2 separate regions of the Homo sapiens genome follow, and region 1 is linked to region 2. Evidence: chromatin contacts called from ENCODE Hi-C or POLR2A ChIA-PET data. All regions are on one chromosome and are shown on one strand. Each heading gives the region's core, a stretch centred on a gene start or an enhancer-like site at or near the end of the contact. The rest is flanking DNA. Distances are from core to core; before and after follow the strand shown. Region 1 overlaps LOC105378741 (a long non-coding RNA gene). Region 2 has its middle 280 kb from the start of MIR4422.

Region 1 (4,546 bases), core at 1,558-4,057, 560 kb after region 2:
GACCCTTACTCTCAGATGGGGGAGAACTAGTAGATCTTAGTTGGTATTTGTGTACAACTGAAAAACAGTGATTTCGAGGTGTTAAGGGATGAGAGTGGCTGGGCTATGAACTAGTGAACAGCCTCATCCTTCTCTGTGATGTAGTTTTTGAAATGATGAGGCCATGTTAAATGGTCAGTCCGTAGCAGAATTTCTACTGCCTAGGAAATAGTTACACACTCTGCTATATCGCTATCATTTACTTTTCATTCTTTCTTAGAAATTCAGTCTCTCTGCCTACATTTCCCATCTGTTCTTGCATACTCTCTGCTGTATCTACTAGAGCCCCTAGCACGTTAGTCATAATTGTTTTAAATTCCCACTCTGATTAAGTCCAACATTCCTGACATATTTGAGTCTCATCCTCATTCATTATTGGTTTGACAAACCTAACATAAAATCACCACATGAGATAAAATGTGTGAAAGCAAAGAACACATAGGACAGTCTCAACAAAACCATGTTTAACTGAATAACCTCCAAATCACCTTCACAGCAGACCATAAGATGAGAAGTTTGATTTGTTTGTTTGTGTCTTTTTCTATCAAGGAACCTATGTAATAAGGTTAATTAGGAAACAAGTTTTCCTAATAAAGCCTATCTTCTCTCGGAGTCTGAATTCCATGGTGCTCTACAGTGTCCTTTGCTTTACCTCTTAATACATTTTTATAAGGAAACACTCATACAACTCTGCAGGGCTTTGACACTTTGCAGTGGATTTGAGGGCAGAGGAACCCATGGGCTGAGACCCTGTTTTTGAAGCAGGATGGAGGATGGTGATGGGATTGGGTAATGGAAGCTATTTATTTACCACCAGCTGCCTCCAGCTGTGACACCCCGCTAGGTTATGGAATAAAGCACAGTAAATAAACACCCCGAGGAGACACCCTGAAGCACAGCACACATGGAAATCCATCTCCTCACAAATCCTAGAAAAATATGTACTCAGTGCTGAGCACGTCCAAAATAAACCATCCCAAGCCAATGATTTGGAATGATTTCCATGTTTCTGTCCTGGGAGTGATTTGGAGGAATAAACCAGGATGGCTAGGGTAATTGCTCTGAGCAGGTACATTGTCCTTCACCTCTTCTTGAAGGGCTAACTCCTATTCATCCTTCAAGTCTCAGCATAGGGATCACCTCTATGGAGACATCTTCCCTGACATCTGTGACCACGTTGCTTCCCCAAGGCTTCCACAGCCCTGGGCTTCCCCTGTCACAGAACTCATCACATTATATTAAAATTACCATATATTGCATCTGTCTCTCCAACTAGACTGTAGGGTTCACTGGAGTCATGAACCATATTCTAATCATCTTTATATCCTCAGCACTTAGTACAATAACTGCTCGTAGCTGCTCCACCAATGTTTATGGAGCTGAGCTCATTCTGCTTGCAAACGTCATTATTTGTTGTTTCTTAATTTCCACAAAGAAGAAGGAGAAAAGGAAAAAGGAGAAGGAAAAGAGGAGAAAGAAAAGAGCTGGAGAAGACCTTAACCATTAGCACGAGTCTATGGACCAAAGGCATGAAATATCACTCCCTTTATCCTGCCCCTTCCTGCTTCTTAGCAAGAATGATTGTATTCAATTTCTCCCTTCTCTGTCTTTCCTTTTGTAGTCTCTCTCCTTGAATCCCATGAAGAAAACATAAGCAATTTGGCAGTACACAGTTAGAAAATCCCAATCTCATCTCACCTCTTTGTTTTATAAATGAGGAAACTGAGTCTCAAGACATCATCATGAGCCCACTTCTACATTTACTTGTCATTCTCTCTACCCATTTAATCATTGTTTCTAAGCTCACTCTTACCCTTCACCCATGAAGAGCTCATTCCCACCTCTCACCTTCACCCTTAGCTCCATTCCATCCACAACGAGGAATGTTGATCTAGATCTTGACAGTCTAAATTATTGTGTTCGACACACTCATAAAGCTTTCAGAAAGGTCAAAATGTGAAATGCTTATGATTCTGATACTTGCTGGATTATATGTCTTTTCCCTTGCATGTTGTAAGTCCGATCCAAAGAGAACTTGTCTTCCCATCACACTCTGACTGAGGTGATCAAAATCAGTTTACAAGAAACATATACTTTCCAATAATGATAAAAGATTAGCAAGAGAGTCATTTTTGTTGAACTCTGCTAAGCAGTCTGCTCTCAGCTAGATGTTTTGCATCTAGGATCTCATTTCATTACCAGAAAAACTGCAAGACAAATTTATCCCATTTTATAGATGAGAAAGCTGAGGTTTAAAATGTTATAGTTAGTATGTAGATGAGCCCTAGATTCAAACCCAGTTCTCTGGTTTCAAAGCATACATTTTCCCTGCTATTCAATGAAGACATTTATGATAGGTCATTGGATGGGGTCTAAAAAGAAAAAACAAAACTAAACTAAACCCCCCAAAATGAAGACATTTAATTGAAGGAAAAAGTCCTGTTTAGAGGCAGCATCTAATCTCTTCACCTCTTTCTTAAAGCTGTCTTCTTCCCCTCCTCTACCCCTCCAAGATGTCTCTAGAAAAGGTTGATTGCTATTCAGGGTGGTAGGATGCCCCAGACCACAGAGGCATAGAGCAGAAGTCAGGCATCAGAAATTAGGAGGGTGGTCGAGGAATAAGATCCAGGAATATGGGAAGGAGTTGTAAGAATATCGAATCCAGCTCATTCTGTAAATGTAGCGTGTTTTCTTCCCACCCCCCAGCAGTCAGGAAAGCCTTTAATGGGCTTCCACCTAGCACTTCAGCTGTTGCCCAGCAGCATCTTAAAGGCACCACTAAACACTTGCCATGGTGCTCTCATCAGGCTTTGAAGGATTGCCCTGTGGGCTCCACAATTGTTATTGAAGCTGCAAGAACTCAGTTACTTCCTGGAAATTGCAGGTTCAGCCATAGCGAAGTAACCATTTTAGCCAAACCAAATAAATTCAGAAACAGTACTCCCACTAACCCCAAACAGCATTCTCACTAACCCGAAACTCTCCCGGCTTTAAAGCAGAGAATAGAGACTCAGCAAGGCCACTTTATAATTTCTCAGATACTTTCTTTTCAAGTCCAGACTCATGCTCAATTTTTATTCTTTGATTTTACTTTTTCAGAGCAATAAATTAGTAGTTTTAAATTAGTGGTTCATTCTAAGACTAGAGGGCAGAGTTCAACAATGATTCAGCAGAGAGGGTTATTCCAACAACTTGGCACAAGGAGTATTGTACCAGGTGACTTCTCATTCATTTCTTCATTTATCCTCACAACAGCCAATTGGGTACAATTTCCCTCTCATATTTTAGATGAGAGTTTAATTACACCACCCAATGTCATACAACTGAGAAGATGCTGTGTAGAATTCAACTTTTATTCATATCACTAATTCACAACAACATCTCAACCTAAAGAAGAAGAACTACACAACAGTGGCCAGTTTCAGGACGTAACAAAATGCCTGTCATTGGCACTGAGATATGAAACAGCAGAGGATGCATGAATCAGTGCACTTTAAATAAGAAATTTAGGGGTGAGTAATAGGAGAGAGATCTGGACAGGAAGTCAGGGCCAGATCATTAAAAGCCATACTAAGGCAAATTGGGCACTAGGCAGTGAAGGAATATTTGAATAGATTTAAGTAATTAGTTCATAATTTTTCAATGAATATTTTGTGTAATACCAACTATATGTTAAGTCCTAGGGACAAAACTATAAACAAAACAGGTGTTTCCTGCCTTCACTGGATCCACAGTCCAAGAGAAATGAGTGTCATTTCCATGTAGTGTGAAAAATGCTCTGATGGGGGATGAATGGGGTCTTGGAAGAGTATTAGGAGGAGTAAGGAAGGGACAGATTCCCAAGGGAAGTCATGCCTAAGCCAAGATTTGATGGAGGGTGAGTGTGGGGAAGGAGGTAGTGAAGGAGATTGTTACAGGCAGTGGAAAGAGCAGGAGCAAGGCCAGAGATGAAAGTATGGTGCTTTAGAATAATAGGACTTTGGGAGAGGGCTGGTGGGCTTGATGAGAGATGGAGCTGGAAGGGTAGCAGGGGCTATATCAAGAAGCCAGGGAGTGTTATCAGCAGTTTTTGTTTTAGAAAATCACTGTGAGTGTAGTGACAGCTGGATACGAAAAAACCATGAAAACAAACTTAAGATTCTCCATCTTTGAAAATACCATGAGTATATGGTTCAATAAATTGATGGAACCTCAGGAAGCAAATTTTGTCATTGCTCCCTATCAGTTAGGATGCTTTCAGCTGCACGCAATAGAAACTCAGACTGGCTTAAAGAATAAGGAAATGCAATAGCTCTAGGAGGAGCTCTAGGAACTCAGAAGGCATAGCACAATCAGTGGCTCAATAGTATAATCAAGCATTTTGGCTTTTTCCATCTCTGCATTCAGCCATCCAAAACACTGGCCTCATCCTAAAGCTGGTCCCCCTTGAGAATGTAACATGGATGCCAATATCAATTGGGACTAGATGCTTCTTTGTTGTCATCACTGAGAAAGAGAAGGAAAAGTA
Region 2 (4,159 bases), core at 1,499-3,998:
GGCTGAGTGGAGTGACCTTAATAGAGTAGCCTTTAAAATTAATCACCCAAGTAGTACTTCTTTTTAGTGTCCAGCACAGCCTGGCAGAGGAGTTCAGAATTTGAGGAATGATTGAACAAATGAAGGGATGATTGAGCAGCCCAAAGAATGGGAAAACTAATTGGATACCAGGTGATGCCGAAGGAGAAACTTGCCATTAAAAATCCCAGCAAGGTATCCTACCAAATTTCTGGAGTGCATTGGAGTGGAAACAAACAGCCCTGTGCCAGGGTCCTCTTGGCTGACACTTCAGAATCCTGCCTCGTGAGGGGCCCCTGGAGTAGAGGCTGGGTTTAGACTCTGGAAAATTACTAGGTTTTCTGGTCTCCTGGGTCCTCTGCTGCCTTATCAGTGAAGCTTTGTCAGTATTTCCATCATAAACCCTGGGTGTGGGGCGAAGTGGCCTATAAAATCTGAATCTGGGCCAAAGCTGGCAGGCACAGAGCCTGTTAAGATGCAATTAGTTTGTCTCAGGGAGTCTTCGGTTGGCTTCTTTGCTTAATTGGGAGAGCACAACCAAGAAATACAGAGGTTTGGTGTGCCTTCTGTCTCTAAGGACAGACACAGAAAGGTTTCTGTTGCAGGGAAGAAAATCGGGCCAGTCTCTAACACAGAGCTCTGGGAAGTAGAGGTTTGAAGAGGGTTGCCCACCAGAAGCTAGGAAATACATCTGGACAGGTGCCAAAGGCAGCTCTGTGCCCCAGGTCAGCCCATGCTCCTCTAGATCTTTCCCTATGGTTAACTTACATGATCCTTAAGGTCTACTTTTATACCTAGGTGAGGATGTTCTGGGATGGTCACAGCAAAATAAAATGATTGTTTAAAGCCATGCTTCACATTTAAGCCTCCCTCACTCCATGGTGACATTCATTCATCATTTCATTTATCACCTATTATTACTTCTTTGTTCAGGCTGAACAACAGTAGGGAATTATAAAGGAATCAGACCTGGCCCTAAATACAGGCATTGTCCCTTGCTTGAGTTACACAGTAGTAAAACCACCAACCTCTTGGAGCCTTAGTTTCCTTACTTTTAAAGTTGAGAAGAAAATACCTAATTTATGGCATAGTGATGAAATTTAAATGATACATAATTTGTAAAAAGACCATAACACTATGTCTGGCCCCCCCCAAAAAGTGTTCCTTAAATAGTACTTTATGCCACTAGTAATAGTACTACTACAATAATAACAAGGTAATAAATGCTGTCCTTGGAGTATATACAATGCTGTAAAAACTCAAAGGTATGAGTGTCTGAGGGTGGGTGGAGGTGAGAGAGGAGTCAAGGAAGACTTCATGGAGGAGGTGACATGACCTGAGACCTGAAAAATGGATTATGAGTTTTCCAGGCAGAGAAGAGAACAAAAACCTTTCCTGTTAGCAAGAACAGCCTATGCACAACTATTGAGTGTGCATGGTCAGTGTGGGGGCAAGGGGATGCCTGTTTGCTATCTGCTCACAGGGTACAGGGTGGGAGGAGGTATGGAGTGGGGATGATCTTCTGGCCTCACTGTGAACCTGCACTGATTGAACCAATCCATTCTTCCTCTCCTCCTCCCTCTTCCCTTTCTCATGTCTGCTTTTAGAACATTTTCTTACATGCAGATTCGTTAATGCATAGGTAAGTTTCATGAGGGAAGGAACTTGCCCTGGGTCACATGGTGAGTCCCAGCACCAGGATCTGAGCTCAGCACTCTCCCGTGGAGGCTGTGGCTTTTTCTTAGCTCCTCTTTCTCCATCAGAGCTGACTGTCCACCTGTCAGATCTGCTCATCTTTCCACCCCAATCCTCTGCCTCACTCCCTACCCTGCCTGGCCAGAGGGTTCACTCCTGTAAAGCTCTATTAAAAATCTTTTATGCCACCTTAGTGCAGCCTCCCATCTACCCTATACCATATGCGGGCTTGTTAATTCCTTAGAGGTATACTTATGGCACAACTTTGAGACAAAGGCACAGGTACCCAGGGAACAGCTGCTTTCACTCTGGAAAAATGCCGATAGGTGTCTACTTTCCAGAGAAGGGGCAGGATCAGCAGAGAGTTGGAAGCATGCAAGGGAACAAACATCTTGAACACCTACTATTGCTGAAGACTGTGCTGGGGACTCTTACAGCTGAAACTTGGGTTCAAATCCTGACCATGTTACTAAATATCCCAGGCAAATTACTCACATTTCCCAAATCTCTTTTTCTTCATGTGTAAAATGGATAGTAATGCCGACCTATTCCAGAAAAGGAAGATCAAATCCCCTAGCTGCCTTTGAGAGTCTAAGATTTGAATATTCCCTCTTATCTGCTTAGATTTGGAAGAGACTCTTAGGTTGAACACATGATTCCTTTGTTCATCAGTTGAATTATCTCACTGAAGCTGTGGGGAGTGGGAGAAGAACACTGGCCCTGGAGTCAGGGCTAGAAGCCTGATGCTCTGTCTGCCAACTTGGGAAGGTCTTTATCAGAAGAGAAAATGGATTCCAAGGGGAGCAGCCCCTGCTTGCTCCTTAATGTGCCTGGGAAAGGGGATGCTCAGGCGCAGTGAAGAGACCCACTCAGGTTAAATAAACAGCCTGGAAAAGCTGGAGAGACAGGAAAAATACCCCAGAAGCCTCCTCCTTCCTCAGAGCCGGGTTTGTGTCATCTGTTCCTGGGAGGGGCACACCTTCAGGGAAGGAGCCCTGGACTTGGAGTTAGCAGATTCTACCACCTACCAGCTGGGTGTCCATAAGCAAGTCACTTAACCCCTAAGTTTTCCTCATATGCCATACAACATTCATGTTAATTTCTGGAGGGAAGAATGCTCCGGAACACAGTGAACAGTGTGTAAATCCTACCCCCAAATACCCTTTTCCCCAAGGATTGCCACCCAGCCCCAGGGCACAGCTCAATAAAGTTTCCATAAAACTCAGCTTCTCTGAGTCCAGCTTCAGAAATTACAGAGAGTTGATTCATCACATTGTTTGAATTATGTCAATATGAAAATACAGAAAACCCACAGGGAGTCAGCCTTTTCCCATATATAAAACAGGGTTACAATCCTGTATAAACTTTTAAAAGATAATAGTTTGTATCATATGCATATGATTGAAAAAATAAAAGGAAAGAACAAGAAAAGAAAAAAGTACACATTGGCAAACAATGTAATTCAGGCCGACACCCTGGCTTGGGACTCCCCCTTGCCCTTCTCCTGCTCTTCATTCCTCATCTCCGTAACATCCCCCATCAGTGCCCTGGCAGCAGTAGGCTGGGGCTTTTCTGTGGCTTCAGAGTCCTGCTGCCTCCTCAGGATCCCTGAATTCATCCACTCTTCCCCATCTCCACCGTCACAGCCCACACCTGGGCACCAACATCCCTGACTTGGACCATGGACCACCTTGCAATGAATTGCATTATGTCCACTGAGGCTGCAGTGAGGAGGATAAATGCGGGTAAGAAGCAAGTTGGGGCACATTAATCTGTGCATGTCTGTCCCCAGAGAAGACCTTGAAGAGGCCCTTTGGAGGTGTCAGGATGGAGGTGGAGCCCTTGGACAGCTCTGCCCAGCTCCCCACCCTCATGATCCACCCCTCCTGCTGCTTCTCCTTTACTCTCTCCTATGCCCTGAATTGCTCCTCTCTGCTCTCTCTGCCTGCAAAGTTCTACCCTCTAAACTCCCCTGACCCTATTTTACTCCCGCTGTGCTGTGACTACCCTACTTCTCTTCCCCACCTCAACCCAGGTCAACTCCTTTTGCACTATGTTACCTCTCTCCCTTACACAACAAAGAAGTGATTGTAAATCTGATGAACCTGTTTTCACCTCCAAGCTGTGAGTTCCACAAGTGCAATGACTAAACTTGTTTTGTTTCATCCTCATATCTTCAATCTTAATAAAGAGACTTTGTTTTTTTGAATACAGAGTCCTCCTCTGTTGCCCAGGCTGGAGTGGCATAATCTCGGCTCACTGCAGCCTCCACCACCTGGGTTCAAGCAATGCTCGTGCCTCAGTCTCCCAAGTAGCTGGGATTGCAGGTGCACCACCATACCTGGCTAATTTTTGTATTTTTAGTAGAGATGGGGTTTTGCCATGTTGCCCAGCCTGGTCTGGAACTCCTGGGCCCAAGTGATCTGCCCGCTTTGGCCTCCCAAAG

The links. Hi-C counts contacts between places; a loop is a spot of excess contacts on that map. ChIA-PET counts read pairs that join two places held with the same protein, here RNA polymerase II (POLR2A).
Region 1: a loop to region 2 is called in a map of IMR-90, with 2.2 times the contacts of the local background. The contact joins two enhancer-like sites. A Hi-C loop is called at or near these places in 1 of 168 maps with a recorded cell type or tissue (IMR-90). POLR2A ChIA-PET finds 5 or more read pairs at or near these places in 1 of 52 experiments (HepG2).

What each region holds. Positions count from the first base shown.
Region 1 is chr1:56,065,569-56,070,114 of GRCh38, forward strand. All of the region lies in intron 2 of LOC105378741 (a long non-coding RNA gene), which reads right to left. All of the region lies in intron 1 of LOC124904591 (a long non-coding RNA gene), which reads left to right. Among named protein-coding and RNA genes, the nearest start is that of LINC01755, 120 kb to the left of the region's middle. Within about 2 kb of position 2,808, at least 5 of the 41 ENCODE cell types and tissues checked have a DNase peak (open chromatin) inside an H3K27ac peak, as active enhancers do.
Region 2 is chr1:55,504,188-55,508,346 of GRCh38, forward strand. No RefSeq gene overlaps it. Among named protein-coding and RNA genes, the nearest start is that of MIR4422, 280 kb to the left of the region's middle. RefSeq lists an enhancer at 3,986-4,155. Within about 2 kb of position 2,749, at least 6 of the 41 ENCODE cell types and tissues checked have a DNase peak (open chromatin) inside an H3K27ac peak, as active enhancers do.